Regions from separate parts of the Mus musculus genome. Here region 1 is linked to region 2. Evidence: chromatin loops called from intact Hi-C (ENCODE). Cell type or tissue: left cerebral cortex. All regions are shown on one strand. Each heading gives the region's core, and the rest is flanking DNA. Links, peaks and the distances in the headings are about the cores only.

Evidence for each region. Peaks named below come from ENCODE experiments on the same cell type or tissue, not always from the same donor. Only the 100,000 strongest peaks of a DNase experiment are listed, where the experiment ranks them.
Region 1: a loop joins it to region 2, with 4 times the contacts of the local background. A loop is called at or near these places in 11 of 42 quality-filtered maps.

The regions. Positions count from the first base shown.
Region 1 is chr15:37,992,481-38,008,008 of GRCm38, reverse strand. It overlaps Ubr5 (ubiquitin protein ligase E3 component n-recognin 5), which reads left to right. Exons shown (of 59, transcript NM_001112721.2): 26 at 1-59; 27 at 1,406-1,554; 28 at 2,050-2,141; 29 at 3,321-3,467; 30 at 3,642-3,760; 31 at 3,837-3,963; 32 at 4,056-4,185; 33 at 5,292-5,452; 34 at 5,553-5,792; 35 at 7,316-7,439; 36 at 8,005-8,116; 37 at 9,591-9,722; 38 at 10,031-10,288; 39 at 10,817-11,085; 1 more. The region is part of intron 1 of Gm49085 (a long non-coding RNA gene); the gene reads right to left. Among named protein-coding and RNA genes, the nearest start is that of Gm49085, 39 kb to the right of the region's middle. In left cerebral cortex, for the core only: no CTCF peak of the experiment used is centred there; DNase peaks (open chromatin) are centred at 7,219, 8,210, 8,759 and 8,953.
Region 2 is chr15:38,487,911-38,503,438 of GRCm38, reverse strand. It overlaps Azin1 (antizyme inhibitor 1), which reads left to right. Exons shown (of 12, transcript NM_018745.5): 3 at 1,839-2,035; 4 at 2,968-3,141; 5 at 4,598-4,770; 6 at 6,041-6,175; 7 at 8,085-8,166; 8 at 9,073-9,147; 9 at 9,803-9,965; 10 at 11,080-11,195; 11 at 11,749-11,963; 12 at 12,967-15,528. The coding sequence starts at 1,934. The coding sequence ends at 13,078. It overlaps Mir6951 (microRNA 6951), which reads left to right and starts at 12,892; the gene lies at 12,892-12,966. In left cerebral cortex, for the core only: a CTCF peak has its summit at 7,157 (motif pointing left); a DNase peak (open chromatin) is centred at 7,116.

The sequences.
Region 1 (15,528 bases), core at 4,951-12,950, 500 kb after region 2:
TGGCCGGGCTTATCCTGCTGCAATCACCATCCTAGAAACAGCCCAGAAGATTGCCAAAGGTATGAATGTAGAGCAAGGCCTAAGGAAGTTTCTCATTTTAAAATTTGAATGGATTTTGTTCATATCTACCACTGGAATTATTCAAACTAGATCTGTGTATATAAATGATATCATTGAGACTCTGTCAAGGTCGTTTTATATGTCTAAAGTTTTGTTAATGCTTTTCACATACATTTCTAACGTTTTATCAAAAAAGTAATTGGTATAGAGTTTGGACTTTTAAAAAAAATAAAAATACCATGTTTATAAGTCATAGTGTAAAATCTTCATACAAGTAATACACTGTTGCTTGATGGGTATGGTAAAAGTATGTAACAATAACAGACTGTCAGAGGAGGAGTTGAAGCAATATTGATTTCTGGCATCGAATTCTTTTTTTTTTTTACCCCCCAAGACAGGGTTTCTCTGTGTAGCCCTTGCTGTCCTGGAACTCACTTTGTAGACCAGACTGGTCTGGAACTCAGAAATCCTCCTGCCTCTGCCTCCCGAGTGCTGGGATTAAAGGTGTGCACCACCACGCCTGGCTTGGCATCGAATTCTTAAAAGATGAATTATTCTTTTCCAAACACTGGTGTTAATATATTGTGATATGGTCTATAACTTACTAAGTGAAACAGGCTTGATTGAGTCTTAGTATTTTTCAGACTGCTTCACTGTATAGTACAGACTAAACTCTAATTTGAGATCTCCTGCCTCTTGGTTTATAGGTGTGCACTTTCAGATCTGGCTATAACTTGGGTATTCACTGTTGGACCCAGGGCTAAGAATTGCAGTAGCTTGTTGTCGTCACACAAAGCTATAGTGTTGTTCTGCTTGTTCCAGCATTGGTTGGATTTTCTTAACACATTGGCTTTCAAAACTTTTTTCTTTAATTATTTATTTTATGTGAGTACATCATTGCTATCTTCAGACACACCAGAAGAGGGCATTATAGATGGCTGTGAGCCACCATGGGAATTGAACTCAAGGACCTCTGGGAGAGCACCCAGTGGTGCTCTTTAACCACTGAGCCATCCCTCCAGCCCAGCTTTTGAAATTTAAGAAAAGCAAATGATTTTCTTTCAAGTGTATAGGTATTGCATTTCTGTATTTCTGTGCTCCATGTGTGTGCCTGATGCCTGTGAAGGCAGGAAGTATGCAAGATCTCTGGAAATGTGAGTGTTAGGTGCTGTGGATGAGCCTCTCCAGCCAGACTTAACTAACAAAATCATTGTAATTAGTCTATAGTGATTTCTAAGTATATTACTACTAAGTATACTAAGTATATATTAAGGTTCTTCAGTTGCGGTTGTGATTAAATCTTTTCTTGATAGATGAATGAATTTCTGTGTTTTTAATATTTTAGCTGAAGTATCTGCAAGTGAAAAGGAGGAAGATGTGTTCATGGGAATGGTTTGCCCGTCAGGTACCAACCCTGACGACTCCCCTTTGTATGTCTTATGTTGCAACGACACCTGCAGCTTTACCTGGACTGGAGCAGAGCACATTAACCAGGTAAGTGACCCAAACGCTCCCTGGATCTGGACTGGTTTCAGGATTCCCTTTCCCCTCCTTTGACGTGAGCTGAAAGTATGTAAACGTGTCTGCTGGTTTGTTTTGTTGTTGTTGTTTTTTTTTTTTGTTTGTTTTGTTTTTTTACTTTTAACCTTTAAAATTATCCAAAGAATTAATTTTGATTTGAGCCCTACATAAGGATGGAAAAACAAAAACAAAACAAAACAAAAAACAAATGGCCATTCATTCCTCGATTCAGCTTAGCAGCTATGAGAATGTGGTCTGCACAGATGGCAGGCTCTGACCCAGGCTGTCTAACTAGTCCTAGTCTGCCTATGAGTGAGGTGAGGTTACTTTACATGTACTTGGTCTATTTGGTTTTCGTCCTTTTACATTGTCAACTGTGTGAGCACCACACCCACTTCCCAAGCACCTTGGTATTGATGAGTTATACACGTGATTACTCTTTCTCAAAAGTGACCTTTTCAATTCCAGGACATTTTTGAATGTCGGACTTGTGGTTTACTGGAGTCGCTTTGTTGTTGTACAGAATGTGCAAGGGTTTGTCATAAAGGGCACGATTGCAAGTAAGTCCCACACTGTTCTGAATTTCATAAACTCTCAGGTTTTCATTGCAGTACAAAGTACTTATGCCTTGATTTAGGCATAATTCAGAAAGTGAAGTTTTCTACATTTCAGTTCCTACATATAGAAATATGACTGGTTTAAAGAGTATTGTTAAGTACTTGTAGTGTGTGACTAGAATCGGGTTAATCTTGTTAAATTAGTCTGATTAATGCTTTAAAGTATGTTTACAGAGTAGTTTCATTTGTATTCTACTGCCAAAGTTTTAAGTGCCTCCATCCCTCTCCCTCTGGGCCTCTTTTAATGTGTTAAGATGAATAACTGGACTCTGCCTTACTTATTTTTTAGATTCAGTAATCTCATATAATAAGGTCATTCTAGCTGGCTTTGTTAGTTTCCACAGACCTAAGCAGTAAAACTCAAGCTTAACATTTGTAGAGTCTCAGTGTTACCAACAGGAACACCGGGTTATAAATGTACATGTGTAGATGCTGTAGGTTATAGAAAAATGGGCCATCAGAATCCTCCACTTGGGGTTTTTGAGGAGGATTGGCAGGTGAGGGCACCTGCTGCAGAGCCTGACGAGCCCGAGTCTGATCCTTGGGTTTACATGATGTGAAGCGAGAGCAGACTGCAGATTGTCTCCTGACTTACACACATACTCTGCCACAAGTGCACCTCTGTCCTTCACTCGCCCTGCTTCATAGGAAGGGTAAGGCCGTCTTCTCAGCTTCCTCCTGGATGCTGAGTTTCCCTTGTATTTATTAGGTGTAGTCAATACTCGCTGCCAGGGCAGGGTGAGCCAGGCATTTCATTTTCTGACAGCATTTACAGGCCTGTCAGATATGACACATACAGGAAACATGTGCTTACCGTGGTTAGAGTTGGCTCAGTGCCCATGTGAGGACCATGTAGGGTATGTTGGAGACCGGGAAGGACAACAGAAGTAACTGTCCCAGGACATTACAGTTAGGTTTTATAGGAATTTTTCTATTGCTTTCTGAACTTTGCACCATTAAATAATATTTTTTTGTATGTAGCTGATAGCAGTTACCCTTTCATTTAAATATCAATAAGAGTTCTCTTTAGTTTTATCAAGTTATAAGTCTTCATTGCAATGTAGATCTGTAATTTAAAGTTTTTTTGAACTTTTCTGTGATTTTTTTTTTTTTTTTTAACAGACTCAAGAGGACTTCACCAACAGCTTATTGTGATTGTTGGGAGAAATGTAAATGTAAAACATTGATTGCTGGACAGAAGTCTGCTCGTCTTGATCTACTTTATCGCCTGCTTACTGCTACAAATCTGGTCACCCTACCAAACAGTAGGCAAGTAGAATGGTTAGGATAGAAAGAGGTCAGCACATGCTGGTGCCACCCCCTTTCCTTCCCTCCCTCCCCCTCCCCCTCTCCCTCTCCCCCTCTCTCCTTCCCTCCCTTCCTCCCCCTCCCCATCCCCCTCTCTCCTCCCCTCCCTCCCTCACAACCTGCCCTGTGTTCTAGGGGAGAGCACCTTTTGCTGTTCTTAGTACAGACCGTGGCCAGGCAGACAGTGGAGCACTGTCAGTATAGGCCTCCACGAATCAGGGAGGATCGCAACAGGAAAACAGCCAGTCCTGAAGGTGAGTGAAGTATACAATTCTGCTGATGTACAAAGCATTGAATTCTATTTTTGTCTGACCCATTCTTCCTTTTTAGATTCAGATATGCCTGACCATGACTTAGAGCCCCCAAGGTTTGCCCAGCTTGCCCTAGAGCGCGTCCTTCAGGACTGGAATGCTTTGAGATCTATGATTATGTTTGGGTCACAAGAGAACAAAGATCCGTATGTATTTGTTAAAACATTTAAAAATTTTTCTCAGTTTCTGGGCTAATGTTGTCTTTTACAATTTATTCTGTCTCTCCTTGCCTCTCCAGTCTGAGTGCCAGCAGCAGGATAGGCCATCTTTTGCCAGAAGAGCAGGTCTACCTCAACCAGCAGAGCGGCACGATTCGGCTCGACTGTTTCACTCATTGCCTTATTGTCAAGTGTACAGCAGATATTTTGGTGAGTTCACTAAATACATGAATTTGTTCTTAAGTCCCATGGTTTTAAAGGTCAGACTTAAAAGACTGATAATGTCTGCTGGTTAAGTTAAAGGGAGTATATTAACATGGATGCTTTTCGATGGAAGAATTTTATTTTAAATAAAAACCTTAAATTGATAAAAAAATGTGTAACCCCTTTTTAAATTTGTTTTTCTTTAATGTAAACTAAAATTTAGATAATAGGACCCAGTGCTGGATGGTTGTTCCTTAGGCACTGACAGGACATTGAGTTTAGTCCTTTCTGCAGGCTGGTTTGTTACTGTCCGGTGCCACTCTAACCTCTTCCTCCAAACCTGTTCTAAGTAGTTTATAATAATTGCGTAAAGTTAGGATACAATAAAATGGTTTGTGAATCTAACCATAGTAGATCTTAAATTATAAGATTAATTATTAATTATACTCAATGAAATGGAACATGTTTTGCTATAAAGATTGTTATAAAAATCATTAAAAAAATAACATGAAATTGGGTTTTCTTTGTAGTTGGTATCTTTTTTATGCACAGGGAAGTATTAGAAAGTAGTAAATGAGATATGCAATAAGTGTTCTTCAATGAGTGAACTTCTGATTTTACATGTTTGATATTTCCTTCTAAACATGCATGATAAGTATATACAGGCCTATGGGACAAAAGCCAAGTTAGTATACATTTGGGATCCATTTGCTATCAGACACACAGTATCAGTACAGTTAGGTGTATACCTGTAAATGGTTTGGTTCAGTTTGTTTCAAAATTTTGTTACAAGGGCTGTCAAGGTGGCTTAGCTAGTAACAGGTGCCACCAGAGCCCAACAGCCTCAGCTCAGTCACTGGACCCACGCGGCAGAAGGAGAGGACTGCCACCTGCACGGTGCTCTCTCACCTCCAAACGCACACATGTACATACGTCATATATGTGTGTATACACATTCACACATATATACATAAATCACACACATACATATATACACACACAAAAACATTTTAAACATTTTATTGGGAACTATTAATATTTAAAAGTATTAGACTACGTTAACCATCATATGAACTATCTCAGCATTAATAGAATGATTGCCATTTTTAAAGCTTTTAGATACTCTGCTAGGCACCTTAGTAAAAGAACTCCAAAACAAGTACACACCCGGACGCCGGGAAGAAGCAATTGCCGTGACAATGAGGTTTCTACGATCTGTGGCAAGAGTGTTTGTCATTCTTAGTGTGGAAATGGCTTCGTCCAAAAAGAAAAAGTAAGGCATTTCAAAACCTTTTGCACACATTTGTAGTGTGATAATGTTAGTATGTGTATGAGAAGAATCATTAGAGGTTTTTATTTTTTTCCTGCTATAGCAACTTTATTCCACAGCCAATTGGAAAATGCAAACGTGTGTTTCAAGCACTGCTTCCTTATGCTGTAGAAGAATTGTGTAATGTGGCAGAGTCTCTGATTGTTCCTGTCAGAATGGGGATTGCCCGGCCGACAGCACCGTTTACTCTGGCCAGTACTAGCATAGATGCCATGCAGGGCAGTGAAGAATTATTTTCAGTAGAACCATTACCACCACGGCCGTCATCAGATCAGGCAAGCAGGTATGTTAATGTTTTGTATGGAAATGGTTTATCTGGCTTATTAAAGCTGTGCTTTGGAGTAGCAGTTGAAATGATTTTCACAATTCTAATTTTGTCACCTAATGTAAGTATAATATTTTAGTACTTATCTGCCCACCATGGATTAAAACTAAATATTAACAACAGAAAGCTTACAAACTTTTGGAATTGGAACACCTCTCTACTAAATGAAAAAATAGCCACGTAGCCAAATGTGTTGCAAGTCGTTTTATGTTCCACTTCCTTTGCTCCAGGAAGTGGCTAGTGCTTTCAGCTCCCGCCCGGCTTCCCTTGAGTCCTCCGACAGAAGGCACACACACAGTTAATTCCTTCACTACTTGCCTTCTTGGCACAATTGCTGGGTGCTGATATCTCCTGCCTGAAAAAGCCCACCCTTACCGATTTATTATTTTCCTGTCTCTACCTGCCCTAACCTAGCCCTGACCTCTTGCCTGTAGTAGTGGCCACAGGCCCCAGCTCCCCCTGAGAGCTCACATGGTTGCTGCGTTCTTCTTCCAAAGCATGGCAGAAAAACCCCTCTCCTTCCTTGAATCTGCTTTTCCTCTTGGGACCCAGAAATCCTGCCCAAACTTTCTGCCCAGAAATTGGCCCTTGGCTTTCTTTACTGACAAAAGAAGAATCAATTGCAGAATAGGACCTTCCTGTCAGAACTTCCCCCTTCACACATGGTGATCGCCTTTAATCCAAGCCTGGGCCACAGAGGCAGGTAGATCTCAGTTTTCACAGCCAGCCATGTCTACAGAGTGAGTCAGGATAGCCAGGGAGAGCTACACAGAGAAACCCTGTCTGAAAAAAAGAAAAAAGAAATTCTTTTTTTTTTGAAATTAAAAGATTTTCCTCTCAGCTTCTTCTTTGCCTCTGTAACGATGCATCTGTCTTAGCAGATCCTGGAAAGCCCTGGTTGTGAGGTAAGTACCTGTGTGCTTATGCAAAGGCACTGCTACCCTAGTTGTGTCGAATAATTTCTTTGATTCTCATTTCTCAGGAAACCTGTTAAGGAGAAAGACACTAAAAGCTTTATATTTTAATGTCTTTTAGCTCATTCTTGAATCTCTAAATGAAGTGACCAGAGGGCTGTTAAACATCACGTTTCTAGTTTTTGGTTTCTTTAAAACTCAATTTAGTGATTGTTTGCTTCCTTTTGTGTGGATGCACTTGCCTTTGGCTATGTCTAAGTCAGATCTGAAGGGACGTGAAGCTTTGATCACTCTGCTTTTGGTTGTTCCTCTGTTTTAAAATATGATTTGTAGATGTGATTTCCCTATGCCATGTCCACCCACTAACCAGTCAGTGAGAAGCGAGCAAGTACAGGATAGAAACTGTGGTTTAATGTGTGAATGTTGGTGTCAGTACTCTTGGCATCTGAGGATGCTGGAGGAAAGAAAGAAAGTAAGCATTGAGCTGCAAAAAGGATCCCAGAGAGCAGTGTGCTGTGTGAGCCATCTTGACAGCTGTGGTCTCTCCCTCCCCCTGACTCCTTACAGCTCCAGTCAGTCTCAGTCATCTTACATCATTCGGAACCCACAGCAGAGGCGCATCAGCCAGTCACAGCCCGTCAGAGGCCGAGACGAGGAGCAGGATGATATTGTGTCAGCAGACGTGGAAGAGGTACTTTTAACTGTTTTAAGTGCAGGTGACAAACTTTGGTGGGAAGAGCAGTCACTTAGAAGTCAGTCTTGATCGTGTTAGTTTGAAACTACCCTGTGTTCCAGCCAACTTGTCGACATTAGTTATACTCATTTGTGGCTGTATATATTACAGTGATGTCAGCAAGCTTCCATTTATTGAGTGCCAGGAAATTGGACACATAAACTTGTTTTTTACCTAAAGACTAAGACTAAAGATAGTTTTACTGTTGGCCTTTTTTTTAATAGTTTAATGCAATGTATTTGAAAGTATAGAAAATTCAGCCCTTCCCCATTTCCCAGAACAGTTTTATACTTCTAATTTTGAAGCCTGTTTTTAGATACTAATTACAAACTATGTGATATGCTGATGGAAATTTTCATAATGAATTGTCATTAGTAAATGATTTTAAAACAGCATAATACAAATTTAGAAACCCTTATTTTAGAGAGCTTTAAAATTTTAGTTTACTAATTCTATGGACAAAACTGGTAGAGACAGGTTTATTATGTGCTGTGATGATCTATAAATAAAATTGTGGGTTCAGGTTGAGGTGGTGGAAGGCGTGGCTGGAGAGGAGGATCATCATGATGAACAGGAAGAGCACGGGGAAGAGAATGCTGAGGCTGAGGGACATCACGATGAGCATGATGAAGACGGTACGTGGGAGTGGGAGGAGTCAGGTGCCTGGAGAGCAGCCTCGTTTGCTCTGCAGTAACCGAATTCTTTTCTTCTGAATTTCTCTGTAGTATTTTTACAGTTTAGGAAGTAAGTCAACATACATCAAATAATTGTATTTGCTAAAGGAACTTGTTTGTGTGAGTCAGGGTGTTGTGTACCCCAGGTCTCCCTCAGACTCACTGTGGAGGTGAGCATGGCCTTAGGCTTCTCACCCTTCTGCTTCCACTTCCCAACTGCTGGGACTAGAGGTGTGCATGACTATGCCAAGATCCAGTCAGAGCTACACGCACGCACACGCACACGCATCGAGCAAGCACTCTACCAGCTGAACTACATCTCTAGCCCACCTTCTTTTCTTTCATTCTAATGGGGAAATGGTTGATGGCTCAGTGGGTAAGGACATCATTGTCCAGCCTGTGACCTGAGTTCATTATTATTCATTTACTTATCATTTACTTATGTGTGTGTAAGTGTTTGTGAACATAAGTATGCATTTGCGTGTGAGGTCAACAACAATGTAGTATTTTGTCTCCCTCGCACTGGATGAGATCTGATTTCAGACCTTGTACTACTGCTGCCTGTGCGCTGAGCTGTCTCACTAGCCCACGCAGTCTATTTTCTTTTTTCTTCTTTCTTTTTTTTTTTTTTTTTGTTTTTGAGACAGGTTTTCTCTGTCTCTCCTGGAATTCACTGTGTAGACCAGGCTGGCGGTGAACTCAGAAATCCTCCTGTCTCTGCCTCTGGGTGCTGGGATTAAAGGTGTGAGCCACCACGCCTGGCCGGCATGTTTTCTTAAAAACTACTTCAGTGGTAAAATATTCAGCACTTTGGAAGCTGAGGCAGGGTTTCAAATTTAAGGCCAGTCTGGGCAACATAGCAAGAGCCTGTCTGACTTTTTTCCCTCTAAAGGAAGTCAGTCATGATTCAGCAGTGGAAAGTTTGGTGTGGAGAGAACAGGAAAGGAGTCTATAATCTCCGGAGATTTAGCGGCTGTGTGCTTACAGTCAGTGTTTTGTGTTGGCGATCCCCATGCACTCCTAAAGATTGTACATACAGTCTTTACGTCTCTGTGTAAGTCAGGTACCTGAACTGCAATATTAGAATGTTATTTATCTTGACATGTTAGTTAAAAAACAAGGTTTTAAGTTCTTTCTTGAAGAAAAAGAGATGAAAACAGGGCAGGTGGATGTGGGTGCTGCCCAGACACTGGGGCTCTGCAGGGCAGGAACTAAATTGTTGTGCCAGAGTCTACTGATTACAGTACTTGAGTAATTTGTCCATCGTGAGCAGCCAGTACTTTTTTCTGCAGAGCAGCTGGCTCTCTGATTTCTTTTCCCTGTCTTAACCACTGTGCCTTCTTAGTTCCTACTCGTAGGATAGACCAGCTTTTCACACCTATATTGATTATTTGGTGAAACTTTTGCCCTTTTTATTTATTTACTACTTTTCTAGGAAGTGACATGGAGCTAGATTTGTTAGCAGCAGCTGAAACGGAAAGTGACAGTGAAAGTAACCATAGTAACCAAGATAATGCTAGTGGGCGCAGAAGTGTTGTCACCGCAGCCACTGCTGGCTCAGAAGCAGGTATGTTGTTGCTTTATGGGTTAGCTGTTTTCAAAGGGAGTTTATAATTGTATGTCTGATGGGTAGCCAGAACCTTTTTGTAATTTTATTTCTTTTTCTTTGACAGTTCTTATTAGCTTTTGTTTTAGTAATGGATTAGTTTTAAAGTTTATTTCAAAGAGTTCTTTTCTAATTGAAATATTTTTATGATGGCTTCACAGTATTATATATTACCTGTCACAGTTGAACATAATATTTTGAGAGGCACATTGTAAAGTTAATTATCAATGAATTTACAGTGTTTTTGGTTTTAAAAATTAAAACTTTAGGAGCGAGCAGTGTTCCTGCCTTTTTTTCTGAAGATGACTCTCAGTCAAATGACTCAAGTGACTCTGACAGCAGTAGCAGTCAGAGTGATGACATAGAGCAGGAGACCTTTATGCTCGATGAGCCACTAGAAAGGACAACGAATAGCTCCCATGCAAATGGTGCTGCCCAGGCTCCTCGCTCCATGCAGTGGGCTGTCCGAAATCCGCAGCATCAGCGAGCAGCAAGCACAGCTCCGTCCAGCACATCTACGCCAGCAGGCAAGTCTGGAAACTCGTGTCATTTCTAGGAGTGTTCCAACATGTTTATCTAGACAGCAACGTTTTATAAACATGCCTTTTGTTGAGTATCAAATATAAGAAGTACATAAACCTTACTATATCAAGACTTCTTACTCTCTGCACTGTTGCTTTGGGCTGGGTGATTCTTATCTTTGAGGTCTTTTGTCAGGTGTTGCTTACACCCATTGCCTTTATCTGGTAGACATCAGTAGTATTCCCAGCCCTGTGTTCTTCACGACTCTCCTTGTAACAGCTAAAAGTGTCTGCACACATTGCCAGATGCTTGCTTTTGTAGTGGTTATGAAGTACAGAATTATTCCTGGATGATAATGTATTAACTTCTTGTCCACCTTAACACTCTCTTCCCCCAAACTTATATAGGAGAGGTATACTTTTTTGCTCATGTACATATTATTAGTTGACCATTTAGATTTGTATAAGCCTATATAATGTCACTAGCAGTTAGCAACTATATAAGCTCATGGTAATTGTCCTTTCTCCTTATAGCAAGTTCTGCAGGTTTGATTTATATTGATCCTTCAAATTTACGCCGGAGCGGCACCATCAGTACAAGTGCTGCAGCGGCAGCAGCTGCTTTGGAAGCTAGCAATGCCAGCAGCTACTTAACATCTGCAAGCAGTTTAGCCAGGGCTTACAGCATTGTCATCAGACAAATCTCGGACTTGATGGGCCTTATCCCTAAGTATAATCACCTAGTATACTCTCAGATTCCAGCAGCTGTGAAATTGACTTACCAAGATGCAGTCAACTTACAGGTATGATCTACTGAAAAGTTATTTATTGTTTTGCCTATCAATTAGGAGAATTTCAATATAAATGGATATTGCAAATGCTTAAGTATTGACATACTAGTACTATATCAAAATTAGCTCTGTTTGGATAGTTTTGACTATTTTAGTTTGATCTTCATAGAACTATGTAGAAGAAAAGCTTATTCCTACGTGGAACTGGATGGTCAGTGTTATGGATTCTACTGAAGCTCAATTACGTTATGGTTCTGCACTAGCATCTGCTGGTGACCCAGGACACCCAAATCATCCCCTTCATGCCTCTCAGAATTCAGCTCGAAGAGAGAGGATGACTGCACGGGAAGAGGCCAGTCTAAGAACGCTTGAAGGCAGACGGTATGCAGTCCTCCATATGCATTCATGTATAGGAACAGAAAGCCCCTAAAGCCTAGGCTAGAGGTTTTTAATTGCTGTACATCTGACCTCATCTTAATGGCAAAGAAGAAGGTAACTGTCTCATCTTACTTGGTAGGCAGTTGAAGCAAACTAGTCTATGTCATCCTAGGAATCTATACTGAAAACTGTTGTCAGCTTTGTGTCCTGCTCCTCCTCTGCCTCCCTTCATACAGCAGGCACATGTTCTCTGAAAGACTTGGTTTTGACTAAGGCTGGACAGGAATGCAAGGGTCAAGTGTGCTATCACTTTTAGGTCGGCACCACACATGTGTGCACAGGCACTATCTTGTTTAATCATAAAATGCATTTATGTATTTGTATATGCTCTGTGTTCAGTTACACAGACCGTCTCTCAGGACTAGGAATTGGCCCGGCATTGCAGTCAGAGGAATAACTAACTGTACGATCCAGTGAGAGTGAGGGTCTGTCTGCAGCAGAGTCTGGGGCTTTGGGTCTTACTGTTCCTGGCAGATAAAGAAGTGTTAGAAGACACAGGTCTGGAGGACAGCAAGAGAGGATAAGATGAAAAGAAAAAAAATTGAAATACTAATAATTGTTGAGACAGGGTAGGGTATGACAAGATTGTGTTTAATACTTGCTTCTAAACAACTTACCGGAAAATAAGAAAATCTAGGAATGGAATTAATATACTTCTGAACATTTAGGGACTGGAAACAAATTTAGTGGGCTGGGTGGTAGAGACACCTTCCTTGGGAGATTGGGAATAGCAGTTCTTCTAGAAGTCCTGCTGCACAAAGGACAGAGGTTCTTGTCTTTCTTAGACTTAATCAGTTGCTGTAAAAGAACCCAGGATACCATGGCTGGAGCAATAGCTCAGTGCTTAATAACACTTCTCTTGCAGAGGACCTGGGTTCAATTCCTAGCACACATGTGGCAGCTTACAACGATCTTTACCTTCAGTTCCAGGAGATCAAATACCCTCTTCTGGCCTCCACTGGCAGTGAACCCACATGGCACACTTTCTTACATGCAGGCAAAACCCTCATACATAAAATACTCTTAAAAAACTAAAACACAGAATCCTGATGTGGGATCTTGATTGGAGTCAGTGTTGTGTCTCTCCCTCCATACCTCATTATAATCACGTATATTTACTCCTTTTTAAGGAATGTGGTTAATTGTCTAATTAGAATTGGAAATATATTCATCATCTCTTTAGGAAATCTTACACATCTTAATGGCTATTCCTGCCCTATTTTCTACCTGTAGATTTTGAACACACGTCAATAGAATCATTGTCTTTTAGGACTGCCTTCTGTCATTTAACATGATGGTTTTTTGGATTCACTTATGTGTGGCATGTGTCAATTACGCTTTAAAAATACTCTTAACTCACTGTATTATATGTTTTTAAAATATTAACCATTCACCAATTGACACTTGAAATGTTTCATATTGTGCATGATGTTGTACATTTTCATAAAGGTTTTGTGTGGCCATAAACTTTTGGTGTCATTAACTACTTGTCAGTTTGCTAGGTCACATGATAAATGGTATGTGTTTAACAGTTTGAGATGCTGCCAGACTATTTTCCTTTTAGGAAAATACTCTGAATAGTAGTATTGGGGAGAGCTTTAATTTCTCTATATTTTCTTCTTCCATTCCACCCTCCTTTCTGGCCTAAAACTCATTTTGTAGCAGGTGACCTTCTGATCTTCTGTAGCCACCTTGGCTGTGCTAGGGTATAGGCAAAGATCTTACACAAGTGTGTATCAGTTTCTCTATCTTTTTTATTGTAGGCATCCTAGTTGGTGTAATACAACATTGAACTGTCCTCCTACCTGAGGGGTGGGGGCACCTCAAATTACAGATCTGAGTTCACTGTGGTTTTGATTTGCTGTAGTAATGTTGGAACATTTTATCACGATTAGCAGTTATGTCTGCTTAGCTTCTTCATGCAACTGTAAATTTGCTTTCTTTTTAAAAAAGTTTTTATTTTGTTATATAAGTTCTTTAATATTTTTGGATAAGAATTCTATAACCACGTGCCTTTTCATGCCTGCCATAGTTTCCAAATAATGACATGGAGACTATATTTATTTATAAGCTTTTGGTCTTAAAGGTAGGCATTGATTCCCACTACCTCAGTTATCCTGTTGATACTAATCTAAGTTCTGCCACATGGCTTAGTTAGAAATAGAAAAATCCATAGGCGTTTTATTTTAACCAATCAGAAAGTGACAGAGAACATTGTTAACAAAGCTAAGGCAGGCAGTGCTTAACAATACCAAGATCCAGTCTCTATCTCATTTGAATAATATAATCTTTACACAGTGCACAATAATATCCTAGCAGAGTTTCTTATCAAATTTTTAAAAAAGATTATTATCCCTCATTTTTCTTAAGCTATCTTCTTTTTCTTTTTACTTTTTGAAAAACTGTGTATATGTGTGAATGAATGTCACTGTAGAAACCAAAAAAGAGAGCATTGGATCCTTTGGTGCTAGAGTTGATGGCAGCTGTGTGCTGCCTTACTTGGGGTCTAGGACTGGAACTTGGCTCCTGTGGAAGAGCAGCTCATGCTTTTCACCTCTGACCTGCCTCTTCACCCGCCCCTTCACCCGCTATCTTCACTTACTTGTTGATGTCCTTTGAGAAGTACAAACATTTCTAATTTTAGTAAAAGTCCAGAACTCTTTTAATTAATTTATTTTTTATTAGATATTTTCTTTATATACATTTCAAATGCTATCCCGAAAGTTCCTTATACCCTCCCTCCGCCCTGCTCCCCTACCCACCCACTCCCACTTCTTGGCCCTGGTGTTCCCCTGTACTGGGGCATATAAAGTTTGCAAGACCAAGGGGCCTCTCTTTCCAATGATGGCCGACTAGACCATCTTCTATTACATATGCAGCTAGAGACATGAGCCTCTGGGGGTACTGGCTAGTTCATATTATTGTTCCACCTATAGGGTTGCAGACCCCTTCAGCTCCTTGGGTACTTTCTCTAGCTTCTCCATTGGGGGCCGTGTGACCCATCCTATAGATGACTGTGAGCATCCACTTCTGTGTTTGCCAGGCACTGGCATAGCCTCATACAAGACAGCTATAACAGGGTCCCTTCAGCAAAATCTTTCTGGCATATGCACTAGTGTCGGGGTTTGGTGACTGATTATGGGATGGATCCCTGGGTGGGGTAGTCTCTGGATAGTCCATCCTTTCGTCTCAGCTCCAAACTTTGTCTCTGTAACTCCTTTCATGGGTATTTTGTTCCCTATTTTAAGGAGGAATGCAGTATCCACCCTTTGGTCTTCCCTCTTCTTTATTAGTCCAGAACTCTTAGCACTTTTCTTTGCTGCTTGTGGGTTTTGGTAACTTCCATCCATCCATCTGTCTGTCTGTCTATCTGATAATTTTAAGCTATTTTGCCGTGTAGTAACCTGACATCAAATTTGGTTACATAGCCCAGGTCTGCTCCACTCTCATCTTTCAGCCTCCCATTTCCAAAGCACTGGGATGAGTCATCATGCCTGTCATTCGATGTGATTTTGATGTATTGTCTTAGGTCCCTTTTCTATCACTGTAACTTAGGGCGGAAAGAGCTTATTTTCCAAGCCCTTACAGCTTGTAGTCAGTCATCCAGGGGAGTTAGGGTAGGAACTCAGACTCGAACCAGGAGGCAGGAACTGTTAGAGGAAGCTCCTTACTATTGGCTTCTTTAGGACTTACTCAGCCTGCTTTCTTACAGCACCTATGTGCAGTGTGCTAGATCCCCCACATCAATCATAAGGAGGACTTAATCAAAGGCAATCTGATGGAGCCATTTAGATGGTTCCTTCTTAGCTGAGTCTAGCGTGTATCAGGTTGACACAGAATACTACTAGGCAGCATGGTAGTGCTTCTCAGAATGGTTCCTAGAACTCTCTCATTGGCCTTAACTGACAACTTGTTAGAAATGCAGATTCAGACCTATTAAGACTGGCAGCAGACACCCTGAATGTAGGTCTTTCAGTCATAATCAGTGTTATTTTTAAAGATCATTTATAAATGTTC
Region 2 (15,528 bases), core at 3,038-11,037:
ATATCTAGTGCCTTCCAAGTTGAAACTGAATGTTATTTCATGAAATTTCACAGTTACTACGGCTTATTGACAATTGTACGTGGTTGATTTTGATGTAGCCAGAAAGCTAACATTGCTTAGGAGCCATTGAGATGGTGTATATATTCAGGATAAAGGGTCATCACTCAAGGTGGTCTCTAAAACAGGCAGTTGAAGGTGGGGTCGCAAAAGGAGCCAAGTACCTAAGAAAGTCTTGTCCATGTCTGTGTTGTTTATTTTAATGTCTTTTTGCATCTCTTGCATGAAAGTAAAATGGATCCTAAATGGTTATATGATACAAGGCATATCTTTTAGATTAGTAACAAAGAGAATTCTAACTATTGCATGGAATTATTCAGAGCTGTGGGCACTTAAAATCAGGAGCCTCCTGGGATCTGTCATTGCTAGCCAGTCTCTTTGGAACTAACAAGGGTTATTTTCATAGGTCACTAGCTGAATTTTCCATATTATTCTAATTGCAGGTAAGCTATTATAATTTGAAGTTAAGACCTAGAATAGCTGCAGATTGTCCATTACCTGTCCCTCTTCCTTTACCTACTCTAGGGTGTGCTTGCCTGCATGTGTGTGCACATATGTTAAACAGTGTCTCATTTTGTATAGTCTAGGCTAGCCTCTATCACGAATTTGATAAGCCCAAGTACACAGCATAAGCTACCAAGTTTAACTACTAGAATACAAACATTTATATGTACGTTTTTTGTTTTTTAAAGATTTATTTTATTTATATGAGTACACTGTAGCTGTCTTTAGACACACCAGAAGAGGGCATCAGATCCCATTACAGATGGTTGTGAGCCACCATGTGGTTGCTGGGAATTGAACTCAGGATCTCTGGAAGATAAGTCGGTGCTCTTAACTACTGAGCTATCTCTCCAGCCCCTATACTTATATTTTTTATTTATTTGTTTGAGACGTGCTCTCTACATAGCCTTGACTGTTGTGGAACTCACTGTGTCCACAAGTATCTATACTTAACTTTACAATGTTAGATCATGTGATCTATGTGTGAGATTGCCTTTTTAGAAAGTTATATTGCGCTTACTTTAAATTTTTTATGGTTTTTTTTGTTTGTTTGTTTTATTTTGGTGTTTTGTTTTGTTTTGTTTTAATGGTTTTTCAAGACAGGGTTTCTCTGTATAGCCCTGGCTGTCCTGGAACTCACTTTGTAGACCAGGCTGTCCTCAAACTCAGAAATCCACCTGCCTCTGCCTCCCGAGTGCTGGGATTAAAGGTGTGCGCCACCACGCCCGGCTATATCTGTATTTATTTATGTGGTAATTAGGGAGATAGGAATTTAAGTAACCAACTAAACTCTCGCCCTTCTGTGCTAGGAGTGCTGGGATTACATGCCTCTATGCCTGGCCTGCTTGTGTGTGTAGACATGTGTTGCTACATAGATCAGAGGTCAACACTGGGTATCTTGCCAGTCACTGTCCATCTTACTCTTTGAGATAAGCTCTCTTACTAAATGCATAGCTCACCCATTATAGCTAGGTTAACTGCTTGTCCACCTTTAGGATGGTATGCATCCATTATCATACCTGACTTTTCAGTGTGGATGCTGGAGATAAAAAGAACCCGTGCTTACATAGCAAGTACATACTGACTAAACCATCTCCCCAACCTCCTCATTTAATTTACTTTTAAAGTATCAAAAGTCCAGTGACTTTGGAAGTGTTGAGTGATCACATAAATTCCGCACAGAATTGAATACTTGACAATTTTAGTGATTCACTCAATATATCCATGTTTTAATTACTGAAATAATGCTGAGTTTGATTGAACTTCTGTTTTGACAGTTTGTTGCATATTCTAAGGACCCAGACATAGGCTTGGTGGCCCGTCTCTTGTTTTTCCTGGTTTATGACTTTCGGCTTTGTGGAATACGGCTGAGATGAAAGGATTTATTGACGATGCGAACTACTCCGTTGGCCTGTTGGATGAAGGAACAAACCTTGGAAATGTTATTGATAACTATGTTTATGAACATACCCTGGTAAGTGTGCCATATTACTCAAGCTGATGTTGGTAATTTCCCAAAATTGAAAACATGGTTGGTTATGTTTCTCAGACACTGATTTGATTAAAAGAACTTGGTCGGGGTAACTCTTAAAGTTTTATCTTCATTTGTCCTTGCCAGTATGTGTTGATACAGTTTGATCAATTATACTAGTTACTATCTACTACCAGGAAACAATCATAGAACCCTGTTTATCGCTACTTTTAAATATTTTCATTTTATTATAAGATTATTTCCATTTATTTATGTGAACAGTGTAGCACAATTTTTCTTTGTGAAAGCCAGATTTCTTGTGTTTTCTAGGTTTCTTGAAGAGCTCTAAAGTTACTCTAGTTTTCAGTAAAAGTAGATTCTTGACCTTCAGTATACAAATATGACCACATCTCCTAGCAAACTTCACCTATTTCTCTACTTTGTTATCAGTACTCTTGAGGAGGAGTGGCACTTGATGATGCTAGACACCACTAACAACAAAAGCTATTCATAGCATATTCTTAGGACACCTTTTTGTTTTTTAAAGATTTATTTTATTTATATGAGTACACTGTAATTGTCTTCAAGACACCAGATGAGGCCATCAGATCCCATTACAGATGGCTTTGAGCCACCACGTGGTTGCTGGGAATGGAACTCAGGATCTCTGGAAGAGCTGTTAGTGCTCTAGCCACTGAGCCATCTCTTCAACCTGTTAGGATACTCTTAATTAAATTTTAACTTGCTTTTCTCATACCAGATAGAATTACTACTTACATCCATTCTATTTGACATTTAAAGTTATTGAATTTTTAGTGACAATTTGTCCTCTACTCTTAACTACTTAATTAAGCATAGTGGGTATGTTCTTTCCCATGTATCTTCTTTTCAGTGGTTTTTTTATTTTTATTTTTCTCTTTCATTTTCATCAATAGACAGGAAAAAATGCATTTTTTGTGGGGGATCTTGGGAAGATCGTGAAGAAGCACAGTCAGTGGCAGACCGTGGTGGCTCAGATAAAGCCGTTTTACACGGTGAAGTGCAACTCCACTCCAGCCGTGCTTGAGATCTTGGCAGCTCTTGGAACTGGGTTTGCTTGTTCCAGCAAAGTAAGTATTTCTCTTTTCCACTAAAAGCATTTTGAAATCACTAACTCCTAGACACCACTAAAACAAATACAAGAAGTTTGATGTTTGGGTTTTTAAATAACTATTTAAATGGAGTCCTTTGCTACACTTAATCATAGGAAGTCTAATTTTTCAAGTGTATTGATAAAAGGGATGTTACACTGGTGAACTTTGGAGAAACATTTTTATCAAGAATATTTTAAAAAATTTATTTTTTTATTTTAAAATTATTTTTTTTATCTGTGTGTTTGTATATATACCACATTGCTTACCTGCTACTGACAGAGGCCAGAAGTGGTTGTTGGAGTCCCTGGGAATAGAGTTAAGGTTGATTGTACAGTTCCACGTAAATAGTGCTGGGAATCAGACCTAGGTTCTATGCAAGAGTAGCAATGTTCTTTATTGTTAGCTATGATAGTTGTTTCTTTAATTCCAGCGTTTTGGAGTTAGATGCAGGTTCAGGAGTTCAAAGCTAGTCTTAGTGACATAATGAGTTTGAGCCAGCCTAGGGTATGGGAACTCCCATTCTTAGGCGATCTACTCTTTTTCTCTTTGTACTTTTCTTTTGAAACAGAATCTCTGTTTCTTTTGAAACAACTCAAGATGGTTTTAAAACTCTATGCAGCTGAAGATGTCTTTGAATTTCTGCTCCTCTTATCTCTACCTTCCGGGTGCTAGGGATAAGTGCTACTACACCCAATTCATATGGTTCTGTGAACCAAAACCCAGAGCTTAGAGTGTTTAACAATTGCGCTATAGCTCCAGTCCTGTTCTAAGAGACTTTTGACTGCAGTAAATATAACCTTTGAGATTGCTCCTGTTAAGTGTCTTTTGTGAGGGTAGAAGACGTGGCTCAGTAGTTAAGAGTGCATGCTCCTTTCCCAGCACCCAGCAGATCACAACCACCTACCTGTAACTCCACCTCCAGGGGATCCAGTGTGTCTAGCTTCTGAGGTTCCAGAGAGAGGGGGAGAACACACACACATACGTGTGTGTGTGTGTGTGTGTGTGTGTGTGTGTGTGTGTGTGTGTGTAAGATTGTATTTTTAAATTTTACTGTAGTTTTGTGTGAATGTTCACAAGTTCCAGTGCACCTGTGAAAGTCAGGACAGCTCTTTGATAGGTTCATTGTTCTACTATATAGGTCCAGGGGATTGAACTCAGGTAATCAGACTTGGCAACATTATGCCCTTAGGCTCAGCTAGCTCACTGGTCCTATTTGTTTTTAAAACACAAGTGTGGGGAAGCATTACCAAAATGTGAATTCTGTGACATAATATTGGTTTAATTAAAAGATAAAACTAATTTATGAAACAGTTTAAAAGGTATGTGCTCTTGGGTTCAGTCCTCAGCCTTTGGCAGGGGAAAAAAGGATAAAGTACTCAAAAAGTAATGAAAATTTTTCTGTTAAATGATTGTATTAATAAATCTTTTATAGAATGAAATGGCTTTAGTGCAAGAATTGGGTGTATCTCCAGAAAACATCATTTTCACAAGTCCTTGTAAGCAAGTGTCTCAGATAAAGTATGCAGCAAAAGTTGGAGTAAATATTATGACATGTGACAATGAGATTGAATTAAAGAAAATTGCAAGGAATCACCCAAATGCCAAGTAAGTGTATGCCGAAGTACTTGAAAATGTTGTTGCTACTTAGCATTAGTTTATCAAGCTATTGAACAGGAGCAATAATGGCAGAGTTGGTATGTATTTTAACTTATTTGGAATTTATGAGAAAGGTTGGCAGCATTTTACTTTCTGCCCACTTGTGATCATTTTTATGGAATTGAGATACAGCGATACATTCTGGGATATGACTTACTAGCTTAGCTCATGGAACAATTCCATGGTGTGATCATCAAATTATGGTCAAAGCTCTGTTTGTTCCTAAAAGTTTATGTATGTTCCTAGAAGCTTGTGTATCTTCTGCCGGATTCAGTCAGCCTGATTTCTCAACTGTGGATTCTCAGCCTTTGGGAGTCAAATGACCCTTTCACAGGGGTCTCCTAAGCCCACTGGAAAACACATATATTTACATCATATCATGATTTATAACAATTATGAAGTAGCAACAAAAATCATTTTATGGTTATGGGCACCACAACATGAGAAACTATGGAGCATTAGGAAGGTTGAAAGATAATGGTCTAACTTAGTGGCTTTAATGGTGTAAAGGCATTCATTACCCTGAAAACATTTGGATAAAGGTCTTGGGAAAATTACAAGAAACACTTGTTTTTCCTCAAAGAAATATGCTCAGTCTTCAGAAAACAGGCAAGGATTGGCTTCTTTGGCTCACTAGAAAATTCAAGGAAACTTTGGTAATTTTAAAGGCCCTTATTACTTTTTTTTTTTTTTTTTTTCTGGTTTTTTGAGACAGGGTTTCTCTGTGTAGCCCTGGCTGTCCTGGAACTCACTCTGTAGACCAGGCTGGCCTCGAACTCAGAAATCTGCCTGCCTCTGCCTCCCAGGTGCTGGGATTAAAGGCGTGCGCCACCATGCCCGGCCCCTTATTACTATTTTTATTGAAAGACATTGATGGCATTGCTGTTGAATTTTGGTAGATTCATGGACTGATGGACTTCATTTGGAAGTAATGTCATCTTTCGTTCCAGAGCCCAACTGATACTCATTCTGCTACAACAGAGTTTTTAACTTGCTGCATTTCCCATAATCCCATCCTTGCAAGCTTCATGCCTTAGGCCCTAATTGCTAGTTTTTTCTCTATACAGGATTGTTTTTCATTAGGTTCACTTGATTCATCCATCGCTGGATTTGGGAATACTGGCAACATAATCAACATACTTCCTACAGTCTTCAGGCTTCACATGTGCTGATGATGATGTAAACCAACTCTGCCCCAATCATCTTCCCCTTCTCTTAGGGTCTTACTACATATTGCAACAGAAGATAATATTGGAGGTGAAGATGGTAACATGAAGTTTGGCACTACACTGAAGAATTGTAGGCATCTTTTGGAATGTGCCAAGGAACTTGATGTCCAAATAATTGGGGTTAAGTGAGTATAATGTTTTTTTAGTACAGAAAAGAATAAAAAAAACATGTCTTTTCTTTTCTTTCTTTCTTTCCTTTTTTTTTTTTTTTTTAAGATAGGGTCTCACTATGTGGTCTTGGAGTTAGCTATGCAGCTGTGTAGATCAGGGTATCCTCAAACGCAGAAAGATCCACCTGCCTCTGCCTCCTGAATTATACTGTTATAAAAGTAAGGTTACATATTAGAGCCACAAAGTAATCCAGGATAATTGAATCTGTTGGCTTTGATTTTGCAGTGCTAGGCATTGAACTCAAGCCTTTGCTTTATCAAGCTATACTACATACCCATCTTCCTACACTATCTTTCCTTTTATTGATTTTCTTTGTTTTTTTTTAAACAGTCTTACTATATGGCTCTGGTTAGACTAAACCTGAGAGTCTGCTTTACTTCCAAGTGTTGGGATTGTTGATGCATTGTGTCATCATCATAATTTGAATGAGAGGAAATCCTCCCAAATTCTAATACTTTTTAAGATGATGTTCAACCTATAAATTGTACAGATCATGTTGATGTTTCTAATGTTGTTTTTTTGTTTTGTTTTTGTCTCTTAATCCCTCAATGGCACTTCAGTAAGTCAGACTTTGGAGCTAAGTATGGTGATGCCTATAATCCCAGCATTCAGGGATTAGAGATGAGGAAGATTATGAGTTTAAGGCCAGCTCTATCTACATGAGATCTTGTCTCCAAAAGCAGGGTGGGGGCGGTAGGCTTTATCTACCTACCTACCTACCTACCTTCCTTCCTTCCTTCCTTCCTTCCTTCCTTCCTTCCTTCCTTCCTTCCATGTGAAGAAACCAAGACACAATTGGGTGGTTTGGTGCTGGAGAGATGGCTCAGCGGGTAAGAGGACTGGCTGTTTTTTCAGAACTTCTGAGTTCAATTCGCAGCAACCACATGGTGGCTCTCAACCATCTTAATGTGATTTGATGCCCTCTTCTGGTGTACATGAAGATAGAGCACTCATGTATATTGATTTGGTTTGATTTGTTTAGGACAGGATCTTGCTCTCTAGAACTCTTAGATGATTCAGGGTTCAAATGAAGGCGTTTGTGATGTTATTTGATTGATGGTGCTTGTTACTTTGTTACATAAAAAAGTAAGTCATATTTTAATCCCTGAACTATGACAGTTCTGTGTTAGCTTTCTGTTGCTATGGAAAACAGGAAGGAAAGGGTTTTTGACTTATAGGTCCATCAAGGAAAGCTGAAATAGGGACTCAAGGCAAGAACCTGTATAGAGAAACTGAAGCAGAGACCACAGACCAGTGTCTCCTGGCTTGCTCTCTGTGGCTTGCTCAGCCTACCTTACACGGTCCATATAAGTGACATTATTCATACTGGGCTTGTTTCTCCCATTTCAATTAAAAGAATTGTGCCCCACAGATATGCGCATAGACCAATCTGATGGAGTCAATTTCTCACTTGAGGTTCCCTTTCCTAGGTAACTTTAGTTTATATGTCAAGTTCAGGAAAAAACCAAACCTAGCATGCTTTAATAATTGATGCCTGACTTAATAAAATGTACTTTTGTTTAGAGTTACACTATTTTTTGAACATTGCAGCATAACTTGGATAATTAGATTCTATTCTTTTTGGTTTTTCGAGACAGGGTTTCTCTGTATAGCCCTGGCTGTCCTGGAACTCACTTTGTAGACCAGGCTGGCCTCGAACTCAGAAATCCGCCTGCCTCTGCCTCCCGAGTGCTGGGATTAAAAGTGTGCGCCACCACGCCCGATTAGATACTCTTGTACCAAATATTTGTTAAAGTTAAAAAGTATATTCAATAATATCGTCATGCTGAGTGATAATTGAAAGGAATAACTGAAAGTGCTTCAAAGCCATGCTTCTTTCAATTACTACCTTATTTCTTTCAGATTTCATGTTTCAAGTGCTTGCAAAGAATATCAAGTATATGTACATGCCCTGTCTGATGCTCGATGTGTGTTTGACATGGCTGTAAGTTCTTTAATTATTCTCCTGTTTTCAACCAGGGTATTAATTCATTTCAGAATAGTTTTTAACTAGTATGAACTAATTGTTGCCTAAAATTAGTATAGTACACACATAATTTGAAAAGTTTTTTTTTTTAGATTTTGTATATATGTTTTGCTTGCATGTATGTATGTGCACCATGTTTTATACCTGGTGCCCACAGAGGTCAGCTCCTGGAACTGCTGTAAAGTTGAGAACTGAACGCAGGTCCTCTGCAAGTAGCAAGGGCTCTTAACCACTGAGCCATATTTTTAGTCCTGCAATCCTGCATACCTGATTTTTATCATTTTATTCATTTGTTTATTTTATGTTTTTCCAAGCAGAGTTTGTCTGTGTAGCCCTGGCTGGCCTCAAACTCAGAGAACTGCCCACCTCTGCCTCCCAGTCCTGGATTAAAGATGCTGGTCACCACACCTGGCTTTTTGATTTTTATACTAGAAAGATTAAAGCTTCCATACATTAATAGTTTCGGTGGGCAAAAGGATGAAGTAGAAATTTAATGTCTTAAAAAGAAAGCACAGGCAAAGTCAAGGAGATAAATCCATAACATTTAATCTCTTCCTGATAGTAAGAATCAAAGATGCTGAGTTTTGACAGCAGACATGTGCTAGTAACTTGAGTACTGAGAAAGCTGAGGCGAGAAGATAAGTTTGAGGACAGCCTACATAAAGACTGTCTGGGAGAAACGTGTACAGCTAGTCATAGAATAAGAAACAACAAAAAAAAAAAAAAAGTAAAAAAAAAAAATCAAAGTTATTGTTATTACTAAAAGTCAGAAATATTTACCTAACTAAGAAGATGAGATTTGTTTTTGTTTATTGTTTTTATATACATTGCAATTTGAAAAACTGAGGTTTTTTTGGTCTCTAGGGAGAGTTTGGCTTTACAATGAACATGTTAGACATCGGTGGAGGCTTCACAGGAACTGAAATTCAGTTGGAAGAGGTAAATTTTTTTTCAGGGGTTGACTATATTGGGATAATCTGCTTTCTTTGCTACATGGTATTTACCTAGATCAGAATTTTTATATAAGCATAAACTAAGGCCTCTAACATACCTGTCTTCAAATTGCTAAGAAAATAGACAGGAAACTAGACATAGTTACTTTGAACTAATATGAACACTACCAAATCACAAAGCCACTCACTTGTTGATTTGCTGATGTGCTAAGCACCAAATTCACTCTCATAAGCTAGGCAAATATTCAGCTACTGAGCTATACCCATAGCTCATAAAATGTATTGTTTTGAATTGTATTTTTTGTATTATATGTCTGTCACACATGAACTCCCAACTTAGTGACTACAATAGCAAGATGGATATCACTCCTGTCTCTATTCTGTGATGTCTAGAAGGGACCAATTGAAATTTTACTTTTCTGTTTGTACCAATTGAGTACAGTATTAGAATTGATTTTTTTTTTTTTTTTTTTAAATTAATGCTGTTGTGACTGTTACCAAATAACAGTAAAAGCTTGCTTAATTGAAAATCCCTGCTAGGTTGGAATTGAATAGTTTTCTTAGGGAACTTTTAGTGGTTTTTCAACATAGCATTCTATAATCCAGTATTGAAATTTAAATCTGTAATTTGAATCTCATAGGTTAATCATGTTATCAGTCCTCTGTTGGATATTTACTTCCCTGAAGGATCTGGCATTCAGATAATTTCAGAACCTGGAAGCTACTATGTATCTTCTGCGTTTACACTTGCAGTCAATATTATTGCTAAGAAAGTTGTTGAAAATGATAAATTTTCCTCTGGAGGTAAGTTATAAAGTGTATATCTCATGTTTTAGATACAACCACACCACCTTGTGGTTTTTTAAAAGCTTGTATTTTGTTACATTCCTCTTGTATTGGATGGAGAATCTACCTCTTACTTTACTAGAGCGTCAGACCAATTCTTCAAGTCTACCCTCAAGTCAAACCAACAGAAATTGGCCTGTGTCATTGTAGAAATAATGGCTTACATTAATAAAATCAATTATAATTTTCATTATGGAATAATCTTCTATAGAAAAGTTGTCTTTCTCACTACTGTTTTTTTCTGATTTCCCTTTTTCCTTAGGATTCAGTCCAGGACCCCATTGCGTGTGGGTTTTTTCTCCTTTTCATTGTTTACTTTGATAGTTTTGAAGAGTAGGCTGTTTTGAGTTGATTCTTCATCTTGGTGGGGTGGGGTTCAGGAATTCCACCAGAGTTTTGGAATATTCTTATCAAATTAGGAAACACATAATAATAGTCTGTTCTAATATTGGTGGTTGTTATATTTGGGCTTGGGCTATGGGTACTTGACAAGTTTTGTATTATGGGGTTTGTTTTAAGATTTTGAATCTTGTGTGTAAGTTTATGTATGCTTGTGAAAATGAGTATAAGTGCTAACAGGCTAGAGGTGTGGGATCCGTTGGTGCTGGAGTTACAGTTGTGATCTGCTCGACAAGGGTGATAGAAGTTGAACTTTGGGTTCTCTGAAAGAGCAGCACGCTCTTAACTGTGAGGCATCTTCCCAGCCCCCTGGGTTTTGCGCTTGTTTATTTAGAATCCAGGTCTTACTCTTGAAGTACAGGCTACCTAGGAAGTCACTGTGTAGCTAAGTTTCCGTCTGTGTGATATGTTGGGACTGTAAATGTGGACCACAACAATAGGCCTCTGTATGCTTTACCTTCTGGTAAATCAAGGTGTTTGGGGCACAATGTTCTTTCCCAGTCTCAGTACTGGATTGAGTCATTTTCTCCATGGAGCCCTGACTTGTTTTCCTGGTGGGGAGAATTTAAAACCCAAGAAGGGAGTGTTGATTCTATTGAGAGTAGGATTCCTGTGTATCAAGTAAGGTGTGCTCATTTGTTGTTGTTTTAAATTCATCTTTTATTTATTTCAGTAGAAAAAAATGGGAGTGATGAGCCAGCCTTCGTGTATTACATGAATGATGGTGTTTATGGTTCTTTTGCGAGTAAGCTTTCTGAGGACTTAAATACCATTCCAGAGGTTCACAAGGCAAGTTTTTTTTTTTTTTATCAAAATGTTTTTGGCAGTTTCAAAACAAACCAAAAAACCAAGCCTGCTGGGTGGCTGAGTGGGTAAGGCACTAAGCCATAGGGTCTACATGGCAACAAAAGAGAACTGATCCATGCAAGTTGTCCACTGACCTTCATTCATGCAGTCATGCATGCCTAAACAAACACATATACATACCATACACCTTACAAATATAGAGAGATATGTAACTACATACAGAGAAATGTAACTAAAAATTTTCTTTTTATCTGTAGGGACTTGAATAGAGGTCAGAGTCCATTCTCATTATGTACAAGGTCCTGAATTCAACTGCCAGGAATCTCTACCTTCTTATACCTTGTCTGTTATATTCAGCACGTTTTTTTATTTTGAGTGTTTTTCCTAGGATTCATGTTCTGGTCTTTTCAGTTTATTTTCTTGTTGTGGAGTGATGATAATTGAGACTTATGCCTGATCGTTGATAAACTGAACCTGCTTTTTACTCATCTGCTCAAATACCTTAAAGAATTTGACAAATTTTCTTTTTCGACAGAAATACAAGGAAGATGAGCCTCTGTTTACAAGCAGCCTTTGGGGTCCATCCTGTGATGAGCTTGATCAAATTGTGGAAAGCTGTCTTCTTCCTGAGCTGAATGTGGGAGATTGGCTTATCTTTGATAACATGGGAGCAGATTCTTTCCACGAACCATCTGCTTTTAATGATTTTCAGAGGCCAGCTATTTATTTCATGATGTCATTCAGTGATTGGTAAGGTGATTTTATTAAAAAGCAGTTGAGATATATGAGTGACAGTTTAGATTTGCTGGTACCTTATATAACAAACAGATGTGTAACTTAAAGTACTAAGAAAAAGAAACATTCAAATGAGCATTTCATGTAAATTTCACAGCATGACAGAGAAAGGTAGTATTTTCCTTTTTCGTTGTTTTGTTTGAGACAGGGTCTCTACATATATAATCTTGGCTGTCCCAGGGGGTATGGGGGGTGGCAAACACACATCCCGGAGACACAGCTGTCCTTTCAGGATTAAGTCTACTGGAATTATCAGCATGTGCTATCATCACACCCAATGATAGTTCCTTCTTAAGTTTCTTCAGCCTTTTTAATAAAAGTAGATAAGTCTTAGGGCTGTGGAGATGGCTGCCACACAGGCAGCTGAATTGGGGTGACCCTGGTATGGAATTGAGTGGTAAGAAAAAGGGCAGAAATGGGTGGACTCCTGGAGCTGGCTGTCTTGCCAATGTTTGAGTTTTAGGCTCAGGATAAGAGATCCTGTCTCAAAAAAAAAAAATGAGTTGGAGAGCAATTGAAGATAGCAGAGGATGACTGCTGGCCTGGCACACAAGCACTAACACCTCCTGTCCCCTAGTAGATCCTCCTCCCTCTCCCCATTTTTAGTTTAACCTTGTATCCTTGTGTATGACTGTGTGAAGAGTGAGTACTATTCCCACACAGAAGTCAGAGTCCCTGCAACTGGAATAATTTGGTAATCATTGTGAAGTGTGTACTCTAAACCAATAAGGCATTCCTCCAGGCCACAAAACTCTTTCTAACATGGGTTTCAGAGATTAAATTTATTATCTATCAGGCTTATATGTCAAGTTTTTACCAGCCATCTCTCTGGCCCCCAAAATAGTCAACGTTTTAGGGAGGACTGGAAGACTGAAACTACCTGTTTCATTGTATTTGTGTGATTAAAGTATTAGAAGTATTGAAATTCTGAGTTTTGCTTTTTTCTTCACAAATACAGGTATGAGATGCAAGATGCTGGAATTACTTCAGATGCAATGATGAAAAACTTCTTCTTTGCACCCTCTTGTATTCAGCTGAGCCAAGAAGACAGCTTTTCCACTGAAGCTTAAACAGGCATTAACGCTTCCTTAGATCTGAAGTCGCAGGTTAAGCTTGTCTGGTCTACATTCCAGTGTGGGGGGAAAAAAAATCAATCTTTATTCTGTTAATTTCTTGGAAACAAATTCATAGTAATAGCTATTTGGGACCAGACAAAATCAGCTTTCATCTATAATTCATTGGGGGTAATAGGGGATTTAGATAATGTATCCAGAGTTAAACATACCAGTTTGACCCACCCCTTAAGCGTTTAAAATAAAATATGCAACAAAATGGATGACTTAGTGGAGATGGAAGCCCATTAACTGGGTTCCCCATCAAATCGTTTACATACAAGTACACAGTTTTTATAAGGATTCCTGTTAAAAGTCTTGTAAAGTTGATGTCTTTCACCCAGATATATCACATGTGAGTGGAAGACCAGTGTGACTTCATTAGATACGTTTAGTGTATTTAGGATGTGTAAATTTGTGCTTTTGAACTGTAGTTTAATAAATGTAAAATTGCATCATAGTATTTGTTGTATTTGACCTAATGTAACCCTTGTATGATTGCAATAAAACTTTGTGTAGATCTTACTGTTTTTTCAGGCTAAAACTTTGGGAATGGGGCTAGCTAGCAAAGGTAGTTATGAACTAGTTGTGTGTGGTCTGTTTTGAGGGTTAGTTTCTTTATAACCCGTTTAAGTTTGGTTTGCCTCAATATACTTTTTAGTTATTTAATTAGTAATTTAAGTAAATGTGTTTGGTAATCATTGTGAAGTTCAGATTTATTATGGAGAGTTGATGTGCAGTAAGCATGATGTTTAACAATTTTAACACCAAAAATATGTTAATCCTGCATAAACCAATTGTAATAATAATAGGTGTTTCTGTATAGATAGGATGCATAGATTACCTTAGTAAATCTTTGAATCACAAATCTTTTGACTGATAGAAAAGATTTTATTAAACACTGAAAACTTGGTGGGAAGGGGGTAAGAGACTGCAGAGGACTGCAGAACCCTAACCTTAAAGAAGGGCTATGTCTGTCTGTTTCCAGCATCCTGATGCCCCTTCCTTCGCACAGACATTTATATCCAGAGGGCTTTGGGGTGGTGAATTCAGCACACTTTCTCACTTGTAATAGTATCAAATTGGAATGTTGTTGTTGTTGATATTGGTTTAAACCTAGTCCCTTAGTTTCTTGTTATTTCCCATTCGTTCAAGCTTAGTAATTCTTCCTTCGTACTAAAGCTTGGTGGAGGTGGGGAGGATTTAGCATCACTAACCTGACACTGTTGCCAGGAATTTTGGCTTTGTTCACTGCTAGTGTGTTAGTCCTAAGTCTCAGAATCACAGTAGTAATGAGACAACTTACAGGGGTCACTTTTCCTAACTTACTCTATGTTCACAAGTGGAATTCCTGTCCTCCAAGAGGAAATGTGACTTCACTTTGGTGCCAATGGACAGAAGATTCTGCTTGTGCTACATAGAAGTGTGGGATGCACTTGAATAGCTGGATCTTACACCTTGATTTCAAGGTGGAAAGAAATTGATCATGAATCTCTAATTTCAAATCAAACCAGTAGGTGCTTAATATTTTTGATTTGAATATTGCCCACTTGAATATCATGGGTTCTATTAATAATAACTAAGGACCCCAGTCCATTGTCATCTAGTTGTCCTTGGACTTTTTTCCAAGGTATAATATGGGGTTTTATGCAAAATTCCAAGCTACCATATGCATTGTTGTGGTCCAGAAATGCCAAAACTTAAAGGGTGGCACAACTTGAGTCCTTGGCTTGACTGTACTGGCTTGGTCTTTGTGGCATATCAGTTGCCATCTGCATAGGAGAGTGGTTGTATGTAACACAGCCCAAAATTGCTAATCTCACATGTGAATGATAGGTAAACTTAAGAATGTCTGTATTGTATTTGAAGACTGTTTGCCATAAATCTAAAGTCAAACCTATGTATTTCAATTTGGTATGCTTAAGAATAATTAATGTAAAATCTTTTTATATGATATTGTAATCTCAGTTCAAATTTAATTGCAAATATAAAACCCAAATGATTTCTATATATAGTGAATTGAACTGTAAAGGTAACTTGTGTGTGACTCTGAATACACAGATAAAATGTTTTTATTCCTCATGCTTTACTTTGATGGCTTCTATCATGAAATAGACGTGAAATTTTATGAATTGATTTTGTGTATATTGCCCACGTTCTTTCAGAATCTGTTAAAAGTAAAGTGATCTGGGGATTGCCTAGCACAATGAAGCTTTTAATGAATGGATATTCATGGGACCGCCTTTTAAAACCTGGGTGATGTTGAGTCTATTAGTTGTATTAGATGTTGATGCTATTTAGTTTTTTTGTTGTTGTTTTTTTTTTTTTTTTTTTTTAAAGAACATAATTACTAAACAGTTTGGCCTGTTGAAATGAAACTCCATCCTCAGTTGTTGGTTAGTGGGTGG